Regions from separate parts of the Mus musculus genome. Here region 1 is linked to region 2. The links are chromatin loops, found by intact Hi-C in ENCODE. Cell type or tissue: heart. All regions are shown on one strand. Links, peaks and the distances in the headings refer to the core of each region. The heading gives the core; the rest is flanking DNA.

Region 1 (14,942 bases), core at 3,189-11,188, 54 kb before region 2:
GACGCTCCCTCACTCTCCTCCCTAAGCCTTTAAGTAGCTCGAAGCCCCGTCTTCTCAAGCCCTTTGGAAGGAGCTGGGCAGATTAAACTGACAGAGTCTGCATCCAGGTGCAGAGGAATCCAGGGCCTCTCAGGTTTCTTGGCAGAAGGAGAGAGAGCATGCAGAGACTCCTTCAGAACAAGTGAAACTAATTCCTTCCAGGGGCAGAAAAAGGCAGGCTTTTTTGGCAAAGGACTTGATAAGATGTTATCTCAGACACCACATGGGCACCCCGGGAGGGAGGCCAGGACTTGTTCAGCATGTGGGAAGATGGCTAGGGGCCTTGGAGGAGGGACTGGGGCAGGTTCAGGTGGAGGGCTGTTCTACAGCAGCCTCCTGCCTTTCCACTCTTTCCTTCGGAAGGAGAGGAGCATAAAGGGAAGGAGGAAGAAAAGGAAAAAAAAAGCCCGTGTGAGCTCCTCCCCCTTTCCAGGACAGATACAAAGACCTCTGGGCACCAGCCAGCCTATCTGAGTCCAAGGTTGCACAGTGGTCTTGTTGCCCAAGTCAAAGCACCAGAATTCGGATCCCCAGAATCCCCACAAATGCCAGGCAGACATGGAGACCCACCTGTCCAAGACACACCATCTCCAGAGCAAGCTGGCTAGCAAGACTCTCCGTAGCCTCAAATTGTGGGATTGACTCGAAGACTCTGCCTAGAAGAACAAGCTGGAAGAGGGATCAAGGAGCATCCTTGACATTACTCTCTCAAGCCTCCACACACACACCGCGTACACGCACAAGTACCCATACGTATGTGAACATGCATGCGTATCACACGCAATACACATGAAGAAAGAAATGAAGAAGAGGCGGCAGGGATGGATGAGTGATTCCTTTCTCCGGGAGGAAGATGGCTTCTCAGACACCTGAAGAGGAAGTAGAAATTGGCACGTTTGAAAGACAACTTGGCGTTGTCCGCCGAGGATGGAGCACTTGCCTGCTCTTTGACCAGCAACTCCATTTGCAGGGATCCATCCGGAGGAAAGCCTTCTCTGTGAGGAAATGTGTGCGCATGCTGCTCTCTGCAACCTGCTCTACAGCACGGGGCATTTGTGGCAACCAGTAGGGGCAGCTTTAAACGTTTGTGTCACACAGTAAAGTCCCCACAAAGAAGTGGACACACAAAAGCCACCACTTAAGAGAGATGATGGGTCAAATTTTAAAGCAAATACACCCCCCAGGTGTGATGTTTCATGGCTGTGATCTCAGAACTCAGGGGGCTGAAGCAGGGGAATTGCAGCAAGTTTGAGGCCAGCCTGGGTACATAGTAGAGTTCCACGGCAGCCTGGGTTATAGAATAAGACAAACAAAGGGCTGGGTTAGGGCTCAACTGATGGAGTGTTTGTCCAGCATGTAACAACAGTGCCCAAAATAACAAACCAGGCATGATGGGACACGACAGTAATCCCAGTACTCAGAAGGTGGAGGCAGGAGGATCAGAAGTTCAGGGTCATCAACACAGAGTTCAAGGTCAGCCTGGGCTACAAGACATTCTGTCTTAAAACAGAAGGGTCAGTGCCGGGTGTGGTGGCGCATGCCTTTAATCCCAGCACTTGGGAGGCAGAGGCAGGCAGATTTCTGAGTTTGAGGCCACCCTGGTCTACAGAGTGAGTTCCAGGACAGCCAGGGCTACACAGAGAAACCCTGTCTCGAAAAACCAAAAAAAGAAGAAGAAGAAGAAGAAGAAGAAGAAGAAGAAGAAGAAGAAGAAGAAGAAGAAGAAGAAGAAGAAGAAGAAGAAGAAAGAAGGGTCACTGGATAAAGGCACATGCCAGCAAGTCCTGGATTTGATCCCCAGGACTTACATGGTGCAAGGATAAAACTGACCCCCTCAAGTTTTTCTCTGATCTACACACACACACACACACACTAAGTGGGTATTTGAAATATCTGCATGTTTCCCTAACAGTGGCTTCTGTTTGCTTCCTTTCTTGAAGATGCTCCATTCTTCTGTGTAATACAAATAAATGTACAGTGTAAGTAAGGATGGATGGATAGATGGATGGATGGATGGATAGATAGATGGATTGTTGCTTACATCATTTTATTCTCTTTTTAAGATTTATTTATTTTAGGTATATGAGTACACTGTAGTTGTGAGCCTTCGTGTGGTTGTTGGGAATTGAATTTTAGGACCTCTGCTCACTCCGGTCAACCCCACTCACTCCAGTTGGCCCTGCTCAACCCAAAGATTTTATTATTATTATTATATATAAGTATACTGTAGCTGTGTTCAGACACACCAGAAGAGGGTGCCGGATCTCATTACGGGTGATTGTGAGCTACCACGTAGTTGCTGGGATTTGAACTCAGGACCTTCAGAAGAGAAGTCAGTGCTCTTACCTGCTGAGCCATCTCGCCAGCCCACGTCATTTTATTCTTATCATGTAATATTAGTGCATTACCTGAAATATATACAAGAAATAGTGAATGTCAATTTGTTCACAGCCTTCTGCACAGAGTGGGGTTTTCTGTCCAGTACCTCTCCCTTTGTGAGGTATTTTCAATACTGAAAGAAAATCTGAGGCTGGGAGTTGGAGGTGGCTTGGCTGTCATCATGTGATCTTCCACTTCATGCCTGCATTTGCGTCAGAGGTGAGGCTCCAGGCTTCTCCCATTGCACCTGGGCAGGCTATGGTCTCTTCTGAGGTCGGCAGCCAGGCTCCAGCTCGAGGCCACAGCCTCCTCTTCAGCTATCCTTTAGCTGAGAGCTGGAGGTGTGGTCTGTTTCCCAGGGTCCAGGGATCTTTGTGATTCTCTCTAGGGGATCCTGACAGTGTCATGAAGTGTGGGTAGTGAGCTGTGTCACACCTCTTCTTTCTGAGACTCAGTTTCTCCACCCGTGTAGCAGTGTACTGAGCGATGCCACAGTGCCAATGATTCCCCCAAGGTTCTAAAAAGCCACCGTTCAGGCTGCTACTCAGCCTGAGCTGAGCATCTGCGAGGTCCATTCCTGAGTACAGCCTGCCCCCTTCTGGTCTCTCGTGGTAGTGCTCAGTAAGCTTGGCAATTAAGACGCTGCCAATAGTGACTGCACTACCCTCTGGGACCTTCTAGGAAGCTGTGGCAGAGTCTGGAGAAACTAGAAGGCCTTCAAAAGACTAGTCAGTCCAGCTCTCCCGGGGTCTCACCTCCTGCATGCCTCGGCTCTTTCGCTTTTTTCTTTTTTCCTTTGCTATGCTATAGAATCAGGTCTTTGCACTTGTGAAGCAAGTACCCCTCTACCCATAGGACTCCATACCCAGCTGCTGTGTGACTTTTCCTGAAAAAACACCTTTTAAAGGTCTATTTACTCAAGCTAGGGAATTAACAATAGACAAAATGGCTCCACCCAAGTCCAGCTTAGTTTTGGGGTCACATGGGTAACGGAAAAACAGCCGCATCCCTGATTAGCCCATCTTGCCGTGAGTGACAGTTCACAACAGCAGCATCCCTGAAGCTGTATGCCTAAGTTGCAGGCAGCTCCTCAAGTGTCTTCTCCAGTAGCTGTTCTTTGCTGCTATAACCTTGAGGAAGGATCTCTATTGTAAGTGTTTCTGCCTAGGTGGAAGGGTATTCTGGGACTCAGAAGCCTAGGAGCCACGCAGCTCTGAGGGGAGAAAGTATTCCAGTGGAAGAGCATCCAGAGACGCGGGGCGGGGGGAGGGGGGAAGGAGGGAGGAGGGAGTGTCCAGGAACCATACAGCTGTGAGGGGGACAGTGTCCCGAGAGAAGGGCATCCCGAGACTTGGGAGCTCAGGAGCCACGCGGCTCTGAGGAAGCCTCCTCAGCAGAGGTGTTGCAGCTCCCAGAGGATGATGTTCCCAGCTGAGCTCAGGAACTTCAGCCGCTATTCTTTGCATCTTCTCAATCACTCCAGGCAATAAATCTCATGAAAGAGATTTATTGAAGGGTCCAGTGTGTGGAGGGACAAACCCAGGAACGGCTGCCCTCTGCTCGCAGAAGTGGGCAGCAAAAATTGGACAAAGAACAGTGCTTTTATAGAATTTCTTAGGGGTGAAGCTTTTCAAGGCAGAGATTTCCAGAGCGAGGATTGGTGGGATTTCAAGTCATGAGCTTGGGGAGTTCAAGGATTGGTGGGATTTCCTGTTCACGGATTTGTTGGTTTCCTGTTCAGGGATATGGGTTAGCTGTTCAGGGATTGGTGGGTTTCCTGCTCAGAAATTGGTGGGTTTGTGGGAAGCTCAGGGATTGGTGGCTTTTTTCACCCGCTTTTCCCTGAATCGGGGCCATGGGTTAAGGGTGGAAAGTCCTTCCAGGCTGCATTTGGCTTTTGCTGAGGCACCATCTCTGTGGAGCTGCTGAGGGCGGCGGGGGGAGGGGGGTGGAGAGGGGCTGGAGAGGAGGTGCTGCCACTGTAAACAGCTCCCGTGGGACGGATCCTGCACTAGTGTTTCACCAAGGATGTAGGCTGAAGCAGGAAAGGGTAGCCACTGTGGACAGCTCCTGTGATGGCTGCAGGCTGAGGAAATGTCGCAGTGCCGCCATTTTGACAGTAGTGACCATTTCTGACAGCTCCTACAGGGGCTCACCATGGCCAAGACTCGGGCAGAGAAGGAGGGGCCACCACGCTGCTTTAGGGACTATAATTGTAAGTTTCATTAGGTTCCAAAAAGGAATGTTGGAGGAAGTAGCCACAAGACCCAGCTCTTTTTCAGTATCGTCTCCTATTGCTGTGATAAAATATGCTGATAAAACCAAAGTAAGTAAGAAAAGGTTTCTCTCGGCTCATAGTTACAGTCCATTATGGCAGAGAAGTCAGCAGGGGCCTGAAGTGACTAGTCACATTTTATCCCCAGTCAGGAAGAAGAGAGCAGTGAATGTTTATCCTTTACATACAGTCCAGGATCCTAGCCTAGGGAATGGTGCCACCCATAACTGTTGAGTATCTTAGTTTAGGTTAATATTGCTATGACAGAACCATGACCAAAGCAAGTTGGGGAGGAAAGGGTTTTGGTTTACACTTCTACATCACTGTTTATTATTTAAGTTCCTGCTCATCAAAACAGGAACTCAAAGTCAGAGCAGGAACCTAGTGGCAGAAACTGATGCAGAGGTCACGGAATTCTCTGGCTTGCTCCTCGTGGCATGTTCAGCCTGCTTTCTTAAAGAATCTAGGACCACCAGCCCAAGGATAACACTACCCACAGTGAGTGTACTGGGACCTCCCTCAACAATCACTAATTGATAAAATGCCCTACAGCTGGATCTTATGGAGGTATTTGTTTCATTTGAGGTTCTCTCATTTCAAATGACTCTAGCTTATGTCAAGTTGGCACAAAACTATCCTGGACAGTGAGTCTTCGCATCTCCTTAACCTAATCAAGAGAATCCCACGGATGTGCCCAGAGCCCTGTCTCTCAAGTGATTCTATACCTAAAGTTGACAACTGAGATTGGCCACTGGGTCTCCTAGGTAGCCCTGGCTGGATTTGAACTCACAATCCTGCTTCCTGAGTGCTGAGACTTCACTGTGCAATGCTGTACCCATCAAAGAGTAATATAGTAAGATAGCATTTTGTTTTGTTTTGTTTTGATGGTGTTGCTTAGCAATCCCAGGCCCCTTCTCTAAATGAGCACTCTACTATTGGGCTAACCCCCTAGCCCTTCTTGAGTGGCTTCCAAACAAACAAGTGAGCTAAACTTTGTATCCAACTCTCTTTTAAAAGCATTAACCAAATTCCTTGGGCTTAGTTTGCTGTGTATTTTTACCTTGCATTTAAGATGCACTGGGGTTCAGCAACCTGTAGTCAAAGGACGATTGAACTTCACTTTGTGCTAAGTCTCACCAGGAATCATATGTCCATCCCCCCACTCAAGACTGACAATGACCCTTTTATACCCGTTAGACTTGTCCTTAGCCCCTTGGACTTTTCTGTTGTGGCAGGGGTGAGAAGGGTTCCTCATTGTTGCTATGCGTTCAGAATCACCTGGGTTGCAGGGCCAGCTCAGATATGAATTCAGCGGCTGAGCTTAAAGTGTTGCTACAATTACCACAAAAATACACAGTTTAGTGTGACCCTCAGGAATCAACAAGCCATTTTTTTAGTAGACATCCTAGCATATGAGAGGTAGTTGCAATTGTTCTTCTTGTTGTTGGTTTTTAAGTATTTGTTGTTCATAGGAAAATTGAATCAGTAATCTAGTGATCTTACCTGAGGGGTTTTGCTTCTCTGAAATTCATATTCCACATAAGGAAAATGAGGGGGCCAGATTGGACCTCCCTAAAGCTTTAAATAAATTCTAAGTCCCTAGGAACCTTCTTTCTCTCTAGAACCACCAGGGGGCACTCTCTCCTCGATGCCTCTTGGCCTGGTGACTGGCTGGGTCCCGCAGGATCTGTGTGCACAGCTGGAAATCAGGTTAGCTGGATCCAACTATGCCTAGAAAGACCTATCCAAGTAGAGAAAGGCAGATCACAGAATCAGTCCCTGAAGACAAGACTCTGTTGTCCTGATATCCACTGACCATTAAGTAGAAGAGAGGCTTCCCACCCACAGCTGGCTGGATGATACATTTCCAGGCCTGCCCAGGACCCTTTGAGTACGCCTATTCTTCTGTTTCGATTTGGACATATTGAACACTTATAGTCCTGCAGCAGGAACTACCGCAGACACTGCACATCTGGTACAGACTGAAAAGCCCCTGAGTTCCTTCCCAAAGCACATGTGGCCTTGGGGAAGAAATGTGATGGGCAGGAGAAAGGGGACAGGCCAAGACTGTGGAGTGTAGCCGGTGGTGGTGGTGGTGGTGGTGGAGACAAAGATGATGGTGATGGTGGTGATTTGTTGGCTTTTTCTGTACCCTGCCCACAGACTGAAAGACAGAAACATTACTGCCAGAATTGTCACAGGTGGGCCGTGAGATTGGAGTGTTGGCAGAGACTCTATTGGGTTACACTGTGTCTGGGAGGGAGGGAGGAAAGGAAAAAGGAAGTGGGGGGACAGAGGGAGGAGTCCTTTTCTGGTTCCTTTGACCCTGGTATCTCCCATCTCAGGTCTGGTTACCTACTCCCTAGGAAATGCTTGATTCGTTAATGGTGACCCAAAGACCTACACTTCCCGTAAGGGTGGGACAGCCACCATTTTAACTCCAAGATGATTTTAGGAAAGTTCTTTGGTTGGCTTTATGTCTAATTACTTGTAATGTGGTCTTCCTTTGAACTGTCAAGGGCAAGGTCTGATTTCTTTGTGTATAAGAAGCATGGGACATATCCACTCAAGCGAGGCATTGTTTCTCATTGTATTTTTATTGTGTTTATCTTTAAGGTCTAGCTCTAGGGTTGACCTTAAAGTCTAGTGTGTGTGTGTGTGTGTGTGTGTGTGTGTGTGTGTGTGTGTTCTGTTATTTTTAAAATAGGAGTTCATGTAGCCCAGGTGTCTTAGTTAGGGTTTCTATTGTTAAGACAAAACACCGTGACCAAAAAACGAGTTAGAGAGGAAGGGGTTTATTTGGCTTATACTTCCATATCACTGTTCATCGTTGATGGCAATCAGGACAGGAACTCAAGCAGGGCCAGAACCTGAAGGCAGGAACTGACGCAGAGGCTATAGAAGGGTGCTGCTTCCTGGCTTGCTTTCCCTTTTAGCCTTTCTTATAGGACCCAGAACCAACCCAAGGATGAACTACCCACCCAGTGGGCTGTGCCCTCCCCCACCAACCACTAATTAAGAAAACACTTTACAGCTGGACCTTATGAAGGCATCTTCTCAGCTGCGGTTCCTTGTTCGTATGTCAAGTTATCAGAAGACTAGCCAGCACACCAGGCTTTCAACTCACCTGTAGGCCAGAATAAACCTAAATTTCTGATCCTCCTACTTTACCTCCTAAAGACGAAAATTATAGCTCTGTGCCATCGTGCCCAGTTTATTTTGATTTTGGATTTAAAGTCAGGGTTTTATCCATACTAAATGAGTACTCTATCAACTCAGCCACAGTCATGATCTAGGCTGCATGATGCTGGTCTTCTGTCGAGGGTAAGGATACAATTTCCTTTGGATATTAAAGGGCTTTAGTGAAGGGGTTGTTTTATTTGGTTTAGTTTTTAAGACAGGGTCTTGTTATGGAAACATGAATGGCCTAGGATTCACAATGTAACCCAAGCTGCCCTCAAATGTGAGATCTTCCTGCTCCTGCCAAATGCTGGGACTACGGGTGTGTCTTAAGTAGTTTGCTTTAAAGCGGCAGTTTTTGACCTGTGAGTTGTGACCCTTTGTGGGTCGAATGACCCCTTTCACAAGGGTCACATATCAGATATCCTGCATATAAGATACTTACATGATGGTTTGTAACAGCAGCAAAATTACAATTAAGTAGCAACGAAAATAACTTTATGTTTGGGAGTCACCACAACATGCGGAATTGCATTAAAGGGTCACAGCATCAGGAAGATAGAACTGTTGCGTGCAGGTTTTTGTTTTTGTTTTTTTTTTTTGTTTTTGTTTTTTTCTTTTTCTTTTTGGTTTTTTGAGACAGGGTTTCTCTGTATAGCCCTGGCTGTCCTGGAACTCACCCTGTAGACCAGGCTGGCCTCGAACTCAGAAATCTGCCTGCCTCTGCCTCCCAAGTGCTGGGATTAAAGGCATGTGCCACCACTGCCTGGCTTGCATGTAGTTTTACGCTCTATCTGCCTTTAGCTCCGGGAAGTGACCGCACTACCAGCCCCTACCTGGCTTCCCTTAAATTCTCAGACAAAAGACACACACAGTTTGTTCCTTTTCAGCTTGCCTTAGGACACAATTGCTGGGCGTTACTATCTCTCGCCTTTAGTAATATTTTTATCTCCACTCTTCCCACAAGCCCTAAACTTCAGTGGCTAGTCCCACCTAGGCCCCGCTAAACATCCCTAACCACCCGCCTGTAGTAGTGGTCACAGGCCCCAGCTCGTCCTGGGACCTCACATGGCTGCTGTCATCTCTCTCCAAAGCACGGCAAAAAAGCCTCCTCTCCTTCCTTGCATCTTCTTTTCCAATTGGGACCTGGAAGTCCCGCCTACCTTCTTCCCAATTGGCCCACGGCTATCTTTACTGACAGATAAAGAACCAATTGGAGAACAGGACCTTAGCATCAGAACCGCCCCTATAGAGAATCACTGCTTTAAAGAAATTGGCGGACAGAGCCAGGAGGGCAGGGAAGCATCACCTCTGACGACTGATGGTTCTGTTAACTCCGTTGGCAGGTGACTGGCAGTGGGCTGCAGTGCACCTCAACCCAGCCTTGATTTTTAATTCTTCCATGCTGACTTTTCTTGAAAATTCTGAAGACTTGCTGTAGAAGACATTCACATTTGGAGATGAGAGGCCTGCTAAGTTCCAGCCTCTCTCTGCCCTTCACCGCCTTCAAGGTGTAGCCAAGTCATCTAAGCCCCAGAGCTCATTTCTTGAGAGCTGAGCTTTGGGGGTCAGTGCTGTGTGTTCCACAGATGATCTGACCCCGGCTGACCAAGGGGCAAGATCTTGTTCCCCACCTTGACAGAGGGAACAGTTTCACAGTTTCCACACCTGCACCCAGTCTTCGTTTCCTTCGCACACCATTCTGTCTGGAACTGTTCAGTTGTGTGATTCTGCCTTATTCAAGGGACATCTTGTCCACTGGAGGCACCCGACAAACAGCTAATGAATGCAACACCGTAGGAATTTCCTTTTTTTTTTTAAGATTTATTTATTTTTTTATATGTAAGTACACTGTAACTGCCTTCAGACACACCAGAAGAGGGCATCCAATCTCATTACAGATGATTGTGAGCCACCATGTGGTTGCTGGGATTTGAACTCAGGACCTCCGGAAGAGCAGTCGGTGTTCTTAACCGCTGAGCCCTCTCTCTAGCCCCCTGTAGGAATTTCCTAAACCCTCTGATTGCCCAGATTCCCAGAGACCATCAATATACTGGGCTTGCACACATAAGATCAGAACAAAACTTCCTAGATCCTCCCTGCCCTGCCCCTAACATCACACTGGTATGTCTGAGGGGCACAAGTTTCATAAAGTGTTCTGTGGGGTTTTAAGGATTAATAATAATAATAATAATAATAATAATAATAAAAGTGTTATTATTATTGCATCAACCACCAAGGATCCAAGACCTTGCTCCTCCACCTTGCCAGAGGTGTTGTTATTATTATTATTATTATTATTATTATTATTATTATTATTATTATTGAGGCAGGGTCTCAGTATGCAGTCTTAGCTGCCCTATAACTATATAAACCATGCTGCTCTCAAACTCACAGACTGCTGCTCATGACTGCCTCCCAATTACCAAGGTTAAAGGTGTGCACCACTACACTCAGCTCCCTAGAATTTTGTGTGAAGAAAATGTCTTGATTTGGGGTGAACACAGCTTGATTCTCAGACACTTGAAAGGTGGCTGGAATGATTAAAGAACTAATACACACACACACACACACACACACACACACACACACACAGGATGGGGGTGTGTATAGTCTTGTGTAGACGAGGCTGGCCTCCAGCTCACTTGTAGCTAAGGATGACCTTGGACATTTGACTGTCCTGCCTCTACCTCCTTGGGGCTGGGATTTCAAACATTCACTGCCACAGCCAGCTTAGGTTGCGCTGACGATCGAACCTGGGCTTTGTTCATATTGGGTAAGCACTTTATCAACTGAGCTACATCCCAGCCCAGGAACTGGCTTCTTCATGTGTTAAATTAGTGCTCACAGGAGCCATATCTTCCCTGTCTGAGTGTGTGAATATGTGTGTGTGTATAAAAGCACAATGGAGTGTTTGCTTCTGTGCACAAGTATGGCCATGTTTGTGCACACCTGAAAACGAAGCACCGGAGAGTAAGACACACATACCATCACCCGGGACAGGACAGCCGTTTCTAAGTTGTTACTTTTTATTTTGAAAGACTTGTCAAGCTCTTCACATTGCTGTGAGAGTTTGCATGGTTAATGAGAAGCAGCTTTTTCATGAAATGCTTGGAGGGGAACAATTTCTCAGCCTGTGAGATCTGACCATTCCGTTGGCTTGGAAGTTTCTCTTGATTAGTAGAAGGTTTCAAGTGGCAGGGGGTGGGGAGAGGTGAGGGGGAACATGCTAGAAACTTTATGACAGCCATCTAGATGTGAAAAAAATCAAACCAATTCACCAGTCTCACTTCCTCTACGTTACAACCTTTTCTGTCTTCCTCTTGAGTCTCACTTTCCTGAAACAGCCTCCCAGTGCCTAGAGCTCCCGGCAAGAACCTGAAAGCCCAATTGCAGTTGAGTGATGTTCTGGCCCACCCATGGCTCACCAAAACTAAAACCAACAGCCAAACATGGAAAGAAACGCCCTAAGAGTCGAGAAGACAGCAAGGTCCCGGGCTGCTGGGAGTCTGTCATGTGTGCCACAGCTCTGGATTATTCTGTCTTTCCTTGACCTAGGCTACTAAGACTTGCCATGTGGGTTCTGACTGGTGGGTCCTCAGGTCTCACAGCATCTTTACCCAAATTTTGTACCTGTGTCTGTAACTTCCCTCTGCCTAACTCCAAACCACCAGGGGAAAAAGCCCACATCCCCCAAAATGAAATAAGCACAGAGTCTGGGTGAGTGTTAAGAGTCAAATGCAAAACAGAAATGAAAGCTAGAGATATCTCCTCGTGCTTGTGGACGGTGAGCTTATGCAACTCCGTTTCCAACACAGCCAGTGAGACACTGGGTAGTGCAGGGGACCAGGAGGCTGTGGATGGGCCATGGCCTCAGAGTTATGTGGGAAAATGCTGTGACTTGGGTTCTAGTTTCTTTCTTACTTTGTTTTTTTTTTTTTTTTAGCACCGTTAATGTATTCAGTTAAATCTATGTTAGCACCTTATCCCCAGGCGGAACAGCCAACCATCCAAACATTTTAAACAAGGGGGTAATGGGAGGGGGGACACATCAGAGGGAGAGAGTTCAGGACTGCAGCAGGAGGCGTGAACTTAGATCACCAGATCCTTGTTGATGTCCTCTGCAAAGGAAGAAGGGGCGTGGTTAAAATAAGGCTCTACCACTTGAAAACAGGAGGGGGGCTGGTCGGGAAGAGAAGGGGGGCAGTGGGAGTGGGAGCAGGAGAGGGAAATGGGCCACCAGAGGGGAAGGGACAACATCCCATCCCTCAAGGACACTTCTTTCCATTCTTAAGCCCAAACACTCACGCTCCTTGATGCCAAAGCAGCCGGCCCATTCCTCCAGGGCAATGTACTTGTCGTTGTCTAGGTCACAGGTCTCAAAGAAACGTGTGGTGCAATGTTCCATGGGGATGAGGGGAGCGCGCAGTGGGGCCAGCTCAGTGTGGGACAGGTACCTGGCAGGGAAGAGTAGGGAAGGGTGTGAGTGTGGGAGAACAACAGTCCAGTATGGGAAGCCGGTAGTAGGAGCCCAGGGCTGGGATCCTGGCTTTACCCACAGCTCTGCCATGGTCCTGCAGGAGAGACCCAAGACACCACCACACGACCCTACTCTGAGCCTCAGTTTCCTAGCCCATCTGACAGGGAAGTAAGTGAAGTTGTTCCAGTTCTGAGTCTATAGGCCCCATTGTAAGGGCCACTTGGATGAGTGTTGGGGACATAGAAACAATATATTCGGCACCTCAGTTATGCTACGTCAAAGTCTGTGAGATTGCAATATAGATTGTCATTCTTTTCTCTTCTTTTCTTTTCTTTTCCTTTCTTTTTCTTTCCTTTCCTTTCCTTTCCTTTCCTTTCCTTTCCTTTCCTTCCCTTCCCTTCCCTTCCCTTCCCTTCTCTTTTCCCTTCCCTTCCCTTCCCTTCCCTTCCCTTCCCTTCCCTTCCCTTCCCTTCCCTTCCCTTCCCTTCTCCCTTCCCTTCCCCCTTCCCTTCCCTTCCCTTCCCTTCCCTTCCCTTCCCTTCCCTTCCCTTCCCTTCCCTTCCCTTCTCTTTTCCCTTCCCTTCCCTTCCCTTCTCTTTTCCCTTCCCTTCCCTTCCCTTCCCTTCCCTTCCCTTCCCTTCCCTTCCCTTCCCTTCCCTTCCCTTCTCTTTTCCCTTCCCTTCCCTTCTCTTTTCCCTTCCCTTCCCTTCCCTTCCCTTCCCTTCCCTTCCCTTCCCTTCCCTTCCCTTCCCTTTCTTTTCTTTTCTTTGTTGTTGTTTTCAAGACAGGGTTTCTCTGTATAGCCCTGGAACTCTCTAAGTAGGCTAGACTGGCCTCAAACTCAGAGACCTGCCTGCTTCAGTCTCCCAGGTGCTGGGATTAAAGGCGTGCACCACCCCCTCCTGACCACACTATAGATTTTTGATGTTCACACACTGATATAACTGCAGGAGCCTAAAATGGGGTCTTAAAAGACCCATCAGTCCTCTAATAGGGCAGGGATATAGCTCAGCAGTAGAGCACCTGCCTAGAATCCCCCTTGAGAATCCACCAGTAAAGGGTTGGGGGACATAGTTCAGTGGTAGAGTATTGGACTAGAATCCTCCAGTAAGGGACTGGAATGTGGTGTGGTTCAGTGATAGAGCACTTCCTAGAATTCCCTAGTGAGAGGTTCTATCCCCAGTGCTAAAAATAAGTGAACAACAAAATCTGGTGATGGCTCTGACTTCCGGGAGGGGCTGAACCAGGCCTGGCTGGGTGGTAAGATGGGAAGGCTACATCATGCAATGAGTGACTTCAGGGTCACCCTCCCTCTGTCCTCTGTGTGCTCCTGCTGGCCTCAGACCCTAGGGCATGATCTTTGCTTCTTTTCCTTTTCTCTCCTCAGAATCCCAATTAGTTGTCCCCAGAACACAACTACCCACAAGGGACGTCAGGGGACACTCTGACTCCAGTGTTCCTCACAGCCTCCTGCTCACAGGAGGCGTCACACAGAATCTGAGATGGCCAGGACCTTCATGGTCCTGTGAGAAAACAGACTCGGGCCACTGCAAGGCCACCTCCAGCTCTGACCAAGAGGAGGCTGGAGCGTTCCCCAGCCATCCAGCCCTGGCAAGCCACCTCGAACTTTCTCGAGGCCACTTGGCACACGGGATCCGGATGTCCCCCAGGACTCTCCCTTCCATACCCCCGTGTCACTCAGTTGGATCCCAGCCACTGCAAGAGCTTGGGAGAGGAGCAGCTGAGAGCTTCCCAGAGCCTAGGAGAGCCAGGCACTGGGAGGGAATTGGGGGTGGGGGTTGGTCAGCACACAACCGGACATAGAGTGATGAGCATCTCAGAGAGAAGCCTTTCTGGCCTAATATCTCTCTCCCAATTATGCCAGGGAGGTGGTCCTGCCTGTCCCCTGAGTAACCACCTGTTTTTGATATTCAAAGCATAGAGCAGCAACGGCCCCGGGAAGGAGTGAGTGAGTTGCCTCTTTGGGACCTGAACAGGGAGGACCTCTTACTCTCATGGCTGCAAAGGGAAGCCAGAAGTGACAGAGGAGTAGGTACTCAGTGTCAGCTTAGGTACTGCTCTTCAAACTCTCTGAAGTCTTCACAATGCCCAGACCACAGGCCAAGAGCACCCAGGTCAGGAATATGTAATGTGGAAGCCATTGAAATTCTTAGGAACTTCTGGGGCCAGGTGGGCTCCATGGAACTGAACCTCAGGAGGAGTCTGAGACATGGCCGTTGTGGTGGCTGCCCTATTCAGCTGAAGGACCACACACAAGCATGAACAAGGATGAGCAAGGCCTTGGCTCTGGGTCACATTGAAGGCTGTTTCTGGGCTCTTTTTCTCTGCCCACATGGGCCCCCTGCCCCTGCCTTCATAGGCCTGGGAAGAATTCTTTGTACTGCTGCTGACTGCTTCCTCTGACATTACATGTCTCAGGGCTTACTTCCTCCCAGCCCTAAGCTGACCGTGGAGTCTTGGGCCGAGAAGCAGCAAAGGTTGCCCCCTCGAATGCCCTACCAGCCCCAGTCCAGGACAGCGCTGAGCCTATGGTCCTGAGGACCCTGACTCTTACCCATCAATAGGGTG
Region 2 (14,942 bases), core at 4,626-12,625:
GAGGACTGATGGATGAAGAGAACATTTCAGACCCTACAAACCCACAGCATGGTATTGGGGGGAGATACCTCCTCCCGTGTCATGTACACCAAGCCTGTCACACATGGGCCCGCAGAGATCACTCTGGTAAGGGGTTCTACTGCACAGGCGAGGTGGGAGAGCTTGGGCTCTCGTGACACAGTTGCTACACCGCTGGCCTTGACTCAGTTCAGGAGAGTGCTTCACAGTCATGAAAGCCAGTTTTTTTATCTTGCTGGAGATGGGGTGGGTGTGTTTGTGCAGGAGGCAGCAGCCTTCAGACCTCTTGATGGTGGTATTCCATGGGCTCTGTGTTAGGGCAGGCCAGTTACTGTGAGTTCTGTAAAGGATCTAAGGACTAAAAATTGGGCAAGTGGAACCCACTGTTTTGTTTTGTTTTTGTTTTTTAATTCTCAAATACATACTGAAGTTTGTATAAGTGGCTTATTGAAGATTCTAAGAATTCTGCCAGTAAATATTTTTGTTTGATATTTTCTTTTCCTTCCTTCTTCCCTCCCTCCCTCCCTCCCTCCCTCCCTCCTTCCCTCCCTCCCTTCTTTTTTTTCTTATGTGTGAGTGAATGTGTGTGTGTTGCAGTTGTTGTTTTAAGACTGGGTCTCATGCAGCTCAGGTTAGGCTTCTGGCCTTGACCTTGCCTTTGTTCTCGTGTTTCTGTCCTCCGGGCTGCCCTGCATGCTGCCCTGTGTCCTGGGATTGCAGGCATGAGCCACCACACTTGGTGAAGTTGGCTGTTGGATGTGTTTGGTTGTTAGGTTTGAGTTAGGAGTGACTGGGGACTCTTTCCTCTTCTGACCCTCACAGCTGCTCACAGGCACCCCACTGTGGCTGTGCAGTTACAAAGGAAGATAACCCTGGCTATTCGGTCAAAGGCTACAGGTGACCAGTCCCATCCGTCCTGTAGGACAGACATTAATAAAGGGCTCAATCGCTAGTATCTCTTGATGCCCAGGAGTTGGAAACAGCCTGACTGCAAGGTACTTCTAATCACCTGCATGGCATGAGACTCTGGTGGGCTTGCTTCCAAATCTCAATCATATTGCCTATGGTGTTAACAACTCTCCCAATATTATTTGATCTCAGTCTGCCTCAGTTTCCCTTTGAATTTCTATTTAGAAAACTTATGAAGGGGACTGGAGAGATAGCTCAGTGGTTAAGAGCAGTGCTTACTCTTTTTTTATTTTTTTGATTTTTCGAGACAGGGTTTCTCTGTGTAGCCCTGGCTGTCCTGGAACTCACTCTGTAGACCAGGCTGGCCTCGAACTCAGAAATCGCCTGCCTCTGCCTCCCAAGTGCTGCTTACTCTTTTAAAGGACCCTGGTTTGATTCCTAGCATCCTCATGGCAACTCACAACCATCTGCAACTCCAGTTTCAGGGGACCTGATGCCTTTTCCTGTGTTCTGTAGGCACTGCATGCACATGCTACACAGACACACATGCAGACAAAACACCCATACACATAAAACTAAAATAAGAAAGAAAGGGAAGAAGAAAAAATGAAAGAAAGCAAGCAAGCTTATAAGGAGTTCCCACAATTCTAGACCTTTTGGGAGGGTTGGGGCAGAGGATCTTATGTGGCCCAATCTGGCCTTGAAATCACTATAGAGTTAAGGATAAATTTGAACTTCTGATCCTCCTGCCTTTGCCTCCCGAGTTATAGGGATGGGCCATCCTATGAAGTGTCACAGTTTAGCCTGATTTGACAGATCTGACATTTCTCAAACTTCTTTTCTTCTTTTTTGAGACTGAGGCCTTGTGTCATACCAACGTCACTGGGCACAGAACAAATGGCTAGTGTTCCTGCCACTCCTGAAGTAGGAAAGGATGTATCCATACAGGCACAGCGCATAAACGGCTGGAAAATCACCTTCCTGGCCCAGGATGCCCATCTGTCTGGAAAAATACTGAACTATCCCAAACTCTGTAAGAATCCATGCCTTACAGCCTCGGGAAGCAACTGTGGAGCTGACTGAGGCCTGCCCTGTCTAGGCTGGATTCCCAGGGAAGAGCTGGCTGGGTCCCATTGCCTGGCATCAGTGGACTTGGTGTACCAAGAGGCCAAGCCAGCTAGCAGCCACCCAGTGTGTGTCTGGACTTGTTTTTCCTGCCTTTTTCTGCTCCTTTTAGAGCTGGGCTGAATGGACCCAGTCTCTCTGTTCTGCCCCAGCCAAGACTGGACCCCTCCACGTCTGGCCAGCTCCTCTCCCGCTTGCCTTGATAAACAACGGTCTCCCTGCTGGGAACCACAGCAGGAGGCTGTCTTCTCCCTCCTCCACCCCAGGATACTGCCCTCTCCCCTGCCTGGGCTACCTTCCCAGGTCCTTGGCTGGGAACCCACATTAACTCATCCCTGGTCCACCTGAAGGAAAGGAGACTCCCCGAAGTTTTGTTTTTAGCAGGAAAACCTTGTTTTCAAAACAAATTATTACCCAGAGTTTGCTAGTTTACAGAACAGATAAATACGGATGTTTATGGCAGACTTGGTAATTATGGCCAAATATTGAAGAGAAGGTAAATTTCCATCTGTAGGGACCAGCTTAAATAAAGCCGTGATGAAGTAACAGGGCTGAATACTGTCCAGGCACCTAAAAACCCAAGTCATAACCCAACAATAACAGCAAGTGCTCTGGGGGGAAAAAATCTCCATTTTCTATGGACAATGTTCGCTTCACAGTTCCATTTTTGAGCAAAGGCCGGGATGACTGCTCGTTCTGTTCCATCCAACCTCCTTTTACTTAACCTCCTCGAGTGTTTATAATTAAATGTGGCGACCAAAGATCTTGTTTTATTCCAAACTCGAAGGGCTCTTGGGATATAAAGGTTTGGGACGTTAAATGTTAAACCTGGGAAAATCCCAGGCACAGAGACAAGTGCCACCTTTAACAGAAATCAGAACTTCATGTTTTAATTTAACTTAATTTTGTTCCTTTGCGGCGGCAGGGCCTCACTCTGTATTCCAAGCAGGCCTAGAACTCACTAGGTAGACCAGGCTGGCCTTAAACTCACAGAGACCCTCCAGCTTCTGCTTCCAAGTGCTGGGATTAAAGACAAGTTCCAACATACCTGGCCTGGCACTTTGCTTTGGAGAATAGGTCAAAGACTGCTAATTTTGGCCCATATTAATAAAACAGTGTAGTCATCGGGCAGTGGTGGTGCATGCCTTTAATCCCAGCACTCGAGTGGCAGAGGCAGGTGGATTTCTGAGTTCGAGGCCAGCCTGGTCCAGAGAATCCCTGACTCGAAAAAAAAAACGAAAAAAAAAAAAAAAAAAAAAAGAAGAAGAAGAAAAAGAAAAAGAAAAAGAAAAAAGACAGTGTAGTCACAAGTATGTGTGATCCAGTTGCATGTTTGGGGGCAGGGGAGCATTTGTTTTTAAAGTTTATTTTTAATTTTAATTGTCTGTATGCGTGTAGGTATGTGCAGGTAAAATTCCAGGGAGCCTTAGCTTACTGGGGACCCCCTGAGTGAACCACTCAGTGGAGCCGGAATTGATGCAAAAAGCAAGAGGACTTTATTGTTTCAGTGCACTTGGGTTGTCCCAGACCCAAAGGAGAGGTGGAGACCCCCAGTTATTATGTGGTTTCCAGAGGCAGAATAGAGGATCAGCAGCTAGGCACAATGATCAGTGGAACAGTGCACCCTTTAAACTGATTGGTCTTTAGGGAATGAGGTGACAAGGACTTCCCTTGTCTCAACTTGGGCAACAGTCTGTCCTGCGGAATGTGTCCCCACCCACAGGTCGGTCCTGCCCTGTGGTCTGAGGAATGTTAATTAGCCTTTCCCTTCTGGGGGGCAAGTGTTTCATGACCTTCCCAAGGTTCCTGAGCTGACCTTTCATGCACGTGTGTGCTGGATGCCTGAGGTGACAAGAGGTGTCAAGTCCTTTGGAGTTGGGGTTACAGGCCATTACAGGCCTCCCACATCATGGACGCTGGGAACCGAACACAGATTCTCTACAAGCAGCTTTCTATTCACAGCTACTGAGTCATCTCTCCAGCTCCACGTTCATTTATTTTGAGTTGGGGGTCTCCCTACATAGCCCAGGCTGGCCTCAACTCTTGACTCCCTGCTTCGACTTCCTGAGTGCTGGGATTAAGGTGTGCACCACTGTGGTCAGCATCCCACTTGTTTTTTGAGACCTGGTCTCTCTTTGACACCGACTGAGGCTCACTGACTGTGATAGGCCGGCTGACTGGCGAGACAAATCGTAATTCAATGCCATCCAGCGATTCAGACAGACATGAGAGAACAAATCTGAACTCTTCAAACAATGTACTTCAAGTAAGGTGTTGGGACTCCCGCCCCCACCCTGGGGGAGGGGAACTCATTTCTCAATTTCCCTTGAGTGAAACTGGGCAGGTGACTGAAGATGGAAGAGAAAAACTAACCTTTAACCCCAGCACACACACACGGGAGGCACAGGCAAATGGATCTCTGTGAGTTTCAGGTTAGCCTGGTCTACAGAGCAAATTCTAGGATGGCCAGAGATACACAGAGAAAACCTGTCTTTGGGGGTGGGGGAGAAGCAATAAATAAAATAGAATAAAATAGAAAACCAGCCCGGTGTGGTGGCGCACGCCTTTAATCCCAGCACTTGGGAGGCAGAGACAGGTGGATTTCTGAGTTCGAGGCCAGCCTGGTCTACAGAGTGAGTTCCAGGACAGCCAGGGCTATACAGAGAAATCCTGTCTCGGGAAAAAAAAAAAAAAAAAAAAAAAAAAAGAAAACCAATCACTTTACAGGGAAAGGTACTGGTGCAGTCAATCGTAATGCCCTTAGGTAATATGGCCAGTGCCAAGTCATGACACAGGCCCCTCTGCGACAATACAGTGAAGAAATGAAGAGGGTGTTTGACCTTCCCCAGCCCCAGTATAACCCAGGGAGAATGTTAGTCAACCATGTTTGCAGACAGCTTATAAAATACTTGGCCAGTGTTCTTCGAAAGTGGAAAATAAACAAACTGACAAGCGAGCTGCTTTTGTCATGAGCACCTCTGACCCTAGACTAGGATGGTGAGGGCAGGAGGGTTTGGAGTTCAAATCCAACCTGAGCTGCCTAAGGAGACACTGCTTCAGGGCAAGGGGAAAAAACTGGAAATATGAGGAGTGAGTGTCAGGGTGTGGCTCAGCTGGAAGAGTGCTTGCCCAGCGTGCCTGAAGCCCTGGGTTTCACCTCCAGTCCCATATAAACTGGATATGATGATGCATGTCCAAAACACTGGAGGCAGGAGGATCGGAAATTCCAGGCTAGCCTGAGCTTCATAAGATCCCGTGTCAAACACCCCGATTGGAGCTAGGAGAGCAAGAAGGCAGATGGGGGAAGCTACAGGGTTCAGTTCAGCCATGCCCAGGTCCAGGAGGCCCGAGGCGCCTGCCGTCACAGGAGGTTGACCTGCAGCAGATGACGAGGCTGAGGTGGCACTGGGAAGGTCTCAGTCCTACCGAGGGATATGGCACCCTGAGGGTTCCAGGCCGCTCATCTCTTTGTCCTGAGGTAATATGCCCCTCCTTCCTGCCATCCTTAGCCACCTCTGCCTCTCTGGCCCTCTAATTACTGGGCATGCACAGGGACCACAGCTTCTGTTTAGGCAACACGGGAGCCACGGGAGCAGCTGCCTCTGGGAGGACTGTTTCAAAATGAACCTGCACTGAGGGTAGAGGAGAAGCCAGGCACGGAGTGGGGTGTCAGTGATCTTGCACAGTGGAAAGATGGGGTGACGTGTTCTCAAGGGTGAGGCCCAGAAGCTGGTTCTGCTTGAATGCCTACCAGGCTGAAGACTGTGGGGTTATCTGCTTCCCCTGGGACCCCAGTGCCAGGCTGAGGCTAGACATCGAACCCCCACCGTGGCCCTCGATTCCACCCAGCTACATCAGGACCTTATAAGCTGGGGTCGGATCAGTGTAGCCCAGTCCCCCTTGGGCTCTCCCACCTTTCCTCAGCTTCCCTTATCAAAAAGGCATCCAGAAGGCTGAGCACGGTGGTGCACAAGTGTAATTCCAGCATTCAGGGGAGGGTCAGAAGTTCAAGGTGATCCCCAATTACAAAGTGAATTCGAGGTCAGCCTGGAGTACTTGAGATCCTGTCACACACACACACACAAACAAACAAAGGCACCAAGAAAAGATACTGCTGAGAGGCCCCTGGTCATTCAAGATTATTTGATTTGGATATTCTGCTCCCCAATATCCATGGGGGACAGAAGCTGGAGAGGGTGGGAGAGAGGAGAAAGAACAGGCTCTCTTTCTGGCATTACTACAGGGAAGAGCTAAGCTAATGTCTCACGTGTCACAACTTACCAGCCCTGGGCATGAGGAAGGCTGAAGGCAAGGGTGGGCTTCACACAGGAAACTCCCTGAGCGGTATCCAGAGCAGGGTGAGTACCCCAAGCCTAGGTTCTCAGGGGCATCACACCAGCCAAGGCTGGGGGACCACTCAACAGAAGCAAGGATGCACGACCACCTCTACTGTCCCCATTTCTGACACCCTGCCTACTCTACTCAACTCAGGAAGTACAGGGCTGGATGTAACTCATTGGTGAAGACCTTACTGATATGTGAGGAACAACAAATGGTTAATGGTGATTGAGGGAGAGAGTAGCACTCTTTTCAGTGGTGTAACCACTACTAAGGCACCCACACTCCTGTAAGCAACCCTTACCAGTGCTACTGCAAGCAACCTTAATGAACTCATATAGACACACACATACTCACACACACACACACACACACACACACACACACACACACAAATGGTAAAGTTTAAAGTAGCAGAATAAAGAAACTTGACTCATTTATATAAACTAAGTGGACACAGGGCCACCAAAAACACAGAATTCTAAAACTAGCCCTGACGGACACTCCCAAGAAATAACAGACTGGGGCTGTGTAAGAGATGGTACTAATTAAAGGAGATGCCATAAAGAGGGCAGTGGCCCAAGCAACTGACCCCTCCCATGAGGCACGGGCACAACCCTCCAGGCTCCACTGTTCCCTTCTCACAGTCTCTCTCTTAGCCACCTTCAGTTTTCCAACTGAAAGACAACATTCTCCTTTGTAGAACTGGCATCGTGAAGAATTGTGGGTAATCATCACTGTCATAGGAGTTACCACGATAACCATCTGTAATGGGATCCAATGCCTTCTTCTGCAGTGGCTGATGACAATGTACTCACATATATAAAATAAATATTTTTTTAAAAAGGCAAACAATCGGGACTGGAGTGATGGTTCCATGGGTAAGAGCGCTTGCTATGCAAGTGTGAGGACCCAAGTTCGGATCCCAGTGCCCACATAAAGAGCCAGGTGTAAGCCTGGCAGTGGTGGCGCATACCTTTAATCCCACCACTTGGGGAGGCAGAAGCAGGCAGATTTCTGAGTTCGAGGTCAGCCTGGTCTACAGAGTGAGTTCCAGGACAGCCAGGGCTACACAGAGAAACCCTGTCTTGAAAAACAAAAACCAAAACAAAACAAAAAGCCAGGTGTGCCTGTATGCATCTGTAACGTTAGTGCTATGGGAGGTGCAGACAGAGTAGTGCAGGCTTGCTGGAGGATCAGTGAGAGACTCTGTCTCAAGGGAATAAAGCACAGGGTGAAAGCAGGACACCTGCCGCTGTTCTCTTCTGGCCTCAGGCACTCACAGTTGAACGCAGAGGCAACGTATGTGCACACATACACAAACAAGGCTGGGGAAGCGGCTCTGTGATGGAAAGCTTGCTTGTTTAGCATGTTCAAGGTCCTGGGGTGGTGGTTAAGACCAACAAGACAAACAAGTAAAGCTGCCGTTGTTGGGTTGTGGGTGCACCAGATTGGAAAGGTCTGTTCTACATGAGCCTCCCTACGCCCTTGGGGAAACTTTGTAGAAGCATGGAGAGTTTGAAGAATCTAGAAACTGGGCTGGGGTTAGATTGGCATGCACAAAGTTCTAGCTTTGATCCCCACCATTGCATAAACCAGGCATGGTGGTGCATGTTTGCAATACTAGTACTCGGGAGGTGAAGGTAGAAGGTCTGAAAAATTCAAGGCCTTCCTTGACTACTCAGTAGTCCAAAAATGAAATAAACAGGGGCTGGAGAAATGGCTCTCTAGTTAAGAGATCAAATTGTTCTTTCAAAGGATTTGAGTTCAATTTCCAGTACCTACATCAGGTGGCTCACAACTGTAACTCTACCTCCAGGGGATTCAATGCCACTAGTTTCCAATGCAACATATCAGTAGATAGACAGACAGATTGGCTTCCAAGGACACCTGCAATTATAGCAATATCCACAGACAGACATACAGACACAGACAACACACTTAACAACACATGTTTTTTTGTGGAGAGCAGGTTTCAAGATAGGATTTCTCTGTGTAGCCCTGGCTGTCCCGGAACTCACTCTATAGACTAGGCTGGCCTTGAACTTAGCGATCTGCCTGCCTCTGCCTCCTGAGTGCTGGGATTAATACAAATCTTAAATAGCAGCAACTGAGGATATTTGAGACCATCTGCATTGCAACACCCTGTCAAGAAAAAAGAAAATCCAAACCAAATCAAAGATTTGGGCTGGGGGTGAGGGCTCACTGGGATTCAGTGGCTAGACACTCCAGCTGGAGTCGTCAAGCTCCAAGATCAGTAAGATACCTTGTCTTAAATGAGGAGGAGCAAGAGACTTGAAGACAGCAGACATAAGCTTGGGATGGCTTCTCTTAGGAGGTGAGCTGATCCAGGCTGCCTACTCCATTAGAACTGCCCAAGGCTTGAGTTAGTGGTGTCTTTAGGGCTAGGGACTTCTCAGGGGACAAACAGCTGCCTCTTCTACTATCCCAGTTGGTTGGGATCATTGCATTCAGCTGAGGCCCTTAGAATTCCTTCAGAAGGACCAAATCCAAAGAACACTGCCATCTAGTGGTCAAAAAACACCTACCAGGAGACTTAGGAAGAAGCCCTGTGCTCCTAAGGGACCACAAAGGCATTAATTGGCTCTAGACTCGTTTTGTTGGCAGTTGATTGACTGAGGGATCTTAGGCAGCTCAAGTTAGCCTCAAAGTCTCCACCCAGCTAAGGATCTCTCTTGTTTTCACTGCGAGAGGGCTGCGCCATAGGTGTGTTTTCCCATGTTACACCAGCACGTCTCCTCAGAGTGAAAGGATGTTTCGGTTCTCAGGTTCCTTGGAGTGAAGGATCTGTGATGGTCCAGATGAAGAAAATCCACTGGGAGAGATGAGCTGCCCAGACCCAGGTCATGGCTGGCCAAGGGCAGAGCTGATCTCGTCCTAGGCCCAGCAGGGTTGATTGCCTGGAAAATGCCCAAGGGTCCACATTCAGTTCCCTTCACCCACCTTTATCACTGTCTGTAACTCTAGCTCCGAGAGGTCTAATGTCCTCCTCTGGTCTCTTCAGGTACCCAGACAAACATGGCATACACTTGCAGATACACATACTTACTCATGGTGGCACATGCCACTAACCCAAGCACTTGGGAGGTAGAAGCAGGCGCTTCTGAGGAGTTCCAGGATAGCTACATAGGGATGCCCTGCCTCACAAAAACAGAGAACAATGGACGCTTTATAACCTTCCTATGCACAGCAGACAGTTGCATGGCTTTCTCTTGGCTTGGGAAAATGCAATTCTGGTTCTCAGTGTAAATGGGCAGAGCACTCCACATCATTTATGAGGTGGCTCTAGTTTCCTCTTTCCAGCTCCCTGACCCCAGCCTAGGTCTCAGACACCAAGTGTGTCCAGCATGGTCTTGGGGTCCAACTGGGCCATCTCTGGGGTTCCCAGCTTGGCAGCAACATATTGCCTCACACATTGGTTTTTTTTTTTTTTTTTTTTTTTTTGAAAGCTACACAGACTTTTAAAAAGTGATGACACACGTCTAACTTCAAAACTCAGGAGCAGAGGCAGGAAGATCTGAGTTTGAGGTCAGCCTGGTTTTCAGAGCCAATCCCAGGACAGCCAGGGCTGCAGAAAGAAACTCTGTCTTTAAAAAACAAGACAAAACAAACAAACAAAAAGCTACAGACTAAACACTGCCTTACTTTGCCAAGCGGTTCTGTAAAGGCAGTGGTGATCTTTGAGGGGAGGTCCTCCATCTGTGATCCATGACATATGGAAACGTTGGTGAGTAATGGATGCTGGGGTCTCTTTACTTTCTCTCTCAGGCCTTAAACCCTGAGAGGCTAAGTAAACCAGCTGGGAGTTGCTGGAACCCAAACCTCACTGGAGTAGCCTGTCTTCACAGTGGCTTCTTATTTTTCTAACTACTTCAAAGTCTCGTCTCTTACATTCAACTCACTTGGTGGCTTTTCAAATACAGAGTCTACATAGTGAGAAGAGAGAAAAATCACTGATCTGGCCCAATGATTCCCATTACAGAGAGGGCCAGAGAGGGCAGTGGGCTGCTCAAGATCACTCAGCAGAGAAGTGGCGTTGTGACCTTGAGTAGGAGGTCCTAGCAGCACAGGCAAGCACAGCAGCAGCTTGAAGATGTGCAAGCAGTACCGAGAACATACACCAGACACTTCATCAACAAACTCAGCTTGACTTTATTACATGGAAGCTTGCAGGGAGCCAGCGGGGAAGGCCTGTCTGGGCAGGAACTCCATGGCTGGGCTGGACTGGACTGAGCAGTTGGTGTTCCAGATCTGCCGGGGAGACCAGATCAACAGCCTAGGAGAAAGGGAAAATAAGACAGATCAATGGCGCCACCTACTGTGAGTGGGAAACATTGCATTTCAGTCTGTTCTACAGCCTCTCTGTAACTGCCCATGGTAACTGGTATCTGCAAAGGTGAAACTTTGTATGGTTAGAGTCTGTTACAAAGTAACCAGATGTGGAATTTTGGGTGAAAGGCAGGAACAACCTTTCCACACAGAGCTTAAACATGTTTGACACCTCCCAGACTAAAAAGTCTGAAAACTGGGCTTGGCCAACTTCTGTAATACCAACACTGGAGTAAGAAGCAGGAGGATCAGGAGTTCAAGGCCAACTTGAGCTACATGAAATCGTTAATAATAACTTTTTTTTTTTAAAAAAAGCCAGGAGGTGGTGGTGCACTCCTTTAATCCCAGTACTCCGGAGGCAGGGGGTTGGGGGTGGGGAAGCTCTGTGAGTTTCAGGTCTACATACAGAGTGAGCTCTAGAACTAGCAGACTGGCATTATCAGAGGAAGTAGTGCTGACGGACATGAGGTTTTTTTTCTCAGATAATTGTTCTGAAGTAGGTACCGATGTGGTTGTGTTCCACCATGAACGCATACAGTGCTTATGAATGGCAACCCATGAACACAGAAAACTACATCATGTCAACTACATTTTCACCTTGATAACGAAAGCCACAAGGAACAAGCTCGAAGGGTCTCGTCATAAGCAGGCGCCACTTTAGTTACAGAGACTGTTCGTCCTTCCTCTCAGTCCTTCTCCAGAGACCATGCTTATCAAAAACACAACCCTTTTCTCAAAGGTAAACAAACCCTTCTTGTTTTCTTTTTCTTTCTTTGTTCTTTTTGGTTTGTTTGTTTGTTTGTTTGAGACAGGGCTTCTCTGTATAGCCCTAGCTGTCCTGGGACTAACAATGTAGACCAGGCTGGCCTCGAACTCAGAGATCCACCTGCCTCTTGGCTGAGATTAAAGGTGTATGCCACCACCACCCAGCTAAATAAAAATTTTCGGGGGCTGATGAGATGGCTCAGCGGGTAAGAGCACTGACTGCTCTTCCAAAGGTTCTGAGTTCAAATCCCAGCAACCACATGGTGGATTACAACCACCCGTAATGAGATATGACACCTTCTTCTGGTGCATCTGAAGACAGCTACAGGGTACTTATGTATAATAATAAATAAATCTAAAAAAAAAATCATTAGAATGGTGTTGGTATGCATATCATCGTCTGTGTGTGAAGGTCGGCGGACAGGTTTATTCTCGCCTTCCACCTTTAGGTGGATTCTAGAGATCAAACGCAGGTCTCCAGGCTTGCACCCAAGGTGCCTTTACCCACTGAGCCATTTTCCTGCACCTCGTATACAACCTTACCTGGACGATTACCCAGGGGCTCACAGCTGTGATCACAGCATTTGAAGGGTTAGGACAGAAGGATTGTTGCCACTTCCAGATGGCCTGGGTTATACAGGGAGGCTCTACTTCAAAATGACTTTTAAAAAATAAATGAGACTATGCCGGGGCCTAGCAAACACAGAAGTGGATGCTCACAGTCAGCTATTGGATGGATCACAGGGCCCCCAATTGAGGAACTAGAGAAAGTACCCATGGAGCTAAAGGGAACTGCAACCCTATAGGTGGGACAACATTATGAACTAACCAGTACCCCGGAGCTCTTGTCTCTAGCTGCATATGTATCAAAAGATGGCCTAGTCGGCCATCAGTGGAAAGAGAGGCCCATTGGACACACAAACTTTATATGCCCCAGTACAGGGGGACGCCAGGGCTAAAAAGGGGGAGTCGGTGGGTAGGGGATTGGGGGGGTGGATATGGGGGACTTTTGGGATAGCATTGGAAATGTAAATGAGGAAAATACCTAATAAAAAATTTTAAAAAATAAAGAAAACCTTTACAAGGAGGTCCAAAACACAATAAGATTGTTTGGAAGAGATGGAGGCCAGGGCCCCACCCACAAACCCCAGGGATTCTGGACCATGCTGGATGCGCAGGTCCGAAGCACAGCAAAAGCTGCTGGTGTTGTCATCCTGTAGGGGACGAGCCTTTAGGAGGCTGCACAGGGACCAGGAGAGGCAGTGGGGCAGAATGGAGGGTTTGTGTCCTCCAGAGATCAAATCTCAGGTACAGGAAGCACGTCCAGGCTGTGCGAACCACAGCGGAGCTGAGCCCCAGACTCCACGCTGGCTCGTTCCTGGGAGAGGACCAAGTCCAGGGCCAGGAAAGGCAGGGAGCACTAACTTCTATTTCCTTCCTTATCTACATTTAGTGTGTGTGTGTGTGTTCTGAGTGTGTGTGGATGTGCATGTGTTGCGTGTGCGCGTGTAAAGGGCAAAAGACAATGTGAGGGACTCAGTTCTCTCCTTCCACCACATGGGAGATTGAACTCAAGTTGTCAGGCTCAGTAGCAGGCACCCTCATTTTCTGTCATTGTCCTTGTTAAATTTACTTTTTGAGTCAGGGTCTCTCTCTCTAACCCGGGTTAGCCTTGACTTCCTGGTTCTCCTCTCCTGCCTTAGCCTCCTGTGAACTGGATCGTCTTCACTTTTTAATTTGCTGGAATGTCCCATAGACACAGAACACATGGCTTAGGTTCCAAATGCTCACATTAAGGAGGATACTCTACACAAAGGGGAACCTCTCACCCCCAGTTGATTACAGCTGGCCTCTGCCAGGGGCCCTCATGGGTCACTGATAGAGTCAGCACTATCGTAACTATCATTTACACATTCGCACAGACTGCCTGGCTCCTTCCCTCCTCTGCCACCCACCTTCGTGGGGCTCTGGTCAGCTCACTCACATTCACCAGGCCTCGTGTTTCTCAGTTCCAAAGAGAACACAAACCACCAAAGTGACTGCAGTAATTCATGGGTCAGACACACTGCAGAGGAAGCGAGGGTGTTGGACACAATGAGGACTGCTGGGTGGGCAGGCGACTGTCCTGCTTCCTGACAGAAGGGCACTGGCACTGGTCCACTTCCTGCCTCCCTGGGACCGGTAACATGGAAGGAAGATAGCTTAGATGGGTCACTGACTCTGCACCAGGCTGGGCTGGCGCCACATCCGGCTCCAAGTGGAAGGAAAGGCAGGGTGAGCAAGAACTCATGAAGAGGGATGACAGAGGCTTGGGACACAGTGTGGGACACTACTGTGAAGGGACAGCCACTTCACCAAAGTAAGAGGCTCACCATTTCAGAAGAGTCACATACTCTAAACTGAAAGCACGCTGACCAAGCAAGGTGCCCCTCGAATCCCGTGGGACTCTGGGAACATAACACAGCACTCTGTCTGCTCACAGGAGGCCCTCAAGACCCCCGAACTTCTCGCTTGTATTGGACAATGAGGACGTGCTTGTGACCTTTCCAGAGAGGGGCAGCGGGCTGGACATATCAGGGCACCCCCTACCTCTCTCTCGAGAAGCCCAAGTCCAGTCTGAGCACCTCAAATCCAGGAACCCCAGTTGCAGTGTGCTCCAAAACTAGACAGTGCCAGCTGGATGGTGAGAAGGTTTGGGGTTTTTCTATTATGGATGCCCTCTGGGTGGATTTAGGCAAAGATTCCAAACCCCAAAGAAATTGCAATCTGAACTGCTTCTGGGCTCAAGCCTTTCAGATGAGGGACCCCAGGAGAAGCAACAGGCTTGTGCAACAATGGCTGGGACCTCACCCACCTGCCTCTTCAGTTTATATCCGGAAGGACTCGCCCAGGTCCTGGCTACTTGGGGCCAAGGTAGGAAACAGCCTTTCCTGTTTTGTTGAGGGTTGCCAGCAGGGTGTCTGAGCTGTGCTCAGAGTCGATGCAGACCTTCTTGTTGGGCAGGTCAATGTTGAACTCCACTCCTGTTGGGAAGAAGCAAACTGGGATGTAGGAGGGGGAAGCAGGACCCTTCCACTCACTGGAACAAAGAGGTCGGCCTCCTTAATATTCCTGTCACACCCGGCGAGCTCTTTCTGTTTTAGGTACTGTGAGCGCGGCAGGCTCTGCTGCAGGCTCTTCTCTATGTGTAAGGCGTTTGGGTGATGGGGCTTGAATCCAAGGCCTCAAGTACCAGGTGCACACTCCACTCTAACCTCTTTCCTCAGCCCCGCGAGTGAGTCTCTTCTCTCCTTTTCTCCTTCCTCTCTTTCCGTCTTCCCGCCCCCCAATCCTACTATCACTACCACCTCACTTTCCCATGCCCACATCAACCTCCCAATTTAGCAAGCCCTCCTTCCTTCCCTTTCTTTATAATCTTATTTAAAAGATTTAAAAAT

Evidence for each region. A loop is a pair of places that touch in the nucleus more often than their neighbours do. Peaks named below come from ENCODE experiments on the same cell type or tissue, not always from the same donor. Only the 100,000 strongest peaks of a DNase experiment are listed, where the experiment ranks them.
Region 1: a loop joins it to region 2, with 7 times the contacts of the local background. A loop is called at or near these places in 37 of 42 quality-filtered maps.

The regions. Positions count from the first base shown.
Region 1 is chr11:55,383,620-55,398,561 of GRCm38, forward strand. It overlaps Sparc (secreted acidic cysteine rich glycoprotein), which reads right to left. Exons shown (of 10, transcript NM_009242.5): 8 at 14,929-14,942; 9 at 12,182-12,330; 10 at 10,540-11,994. The coding sequence ends at 11,966. It also overlaps a transcript of Gm31842 not described here. Among named protein-coding and RNA genes, the nearest start is that of Gm31842, 8.2 kb to the left of the region's middle. In heart, for the core only: CTCF peaks have their summits at 6,320 (motif pointing right) and 9,744 (motif pointing right); DNase peaks (open chromatin) are centred at 6,402 and 9,062; H3K4me3 peaks cover 350 bases; H3K27ac peaks cover 658 bases; H3K27me3 peaks cover 353 bases.
Region 2 is chr11:55,436,098-55,451,039 of GRCm38, forward strand. Atox1 (antioxidant 1 copper chaperone) reads right to left here. Exons shown (of 4, transcript NM_009720.3): 3 at 14,360-14,528; 4 at 10,540-10,687. The coding sequence ends at 14,404. Among named protein-coding and RNA genes, the nearest start is that of Atox1, 18 kb to the right of the region's middle. In heart, for the core only: CTCF peaks have their summits at 8,927 (motif pointing left), 9,135 and 10,742 (motif pointing left); DNase peaks (open chromatin) are centred at 8,914 and 10,654; H3K27ac peaks cover 2,325 bases.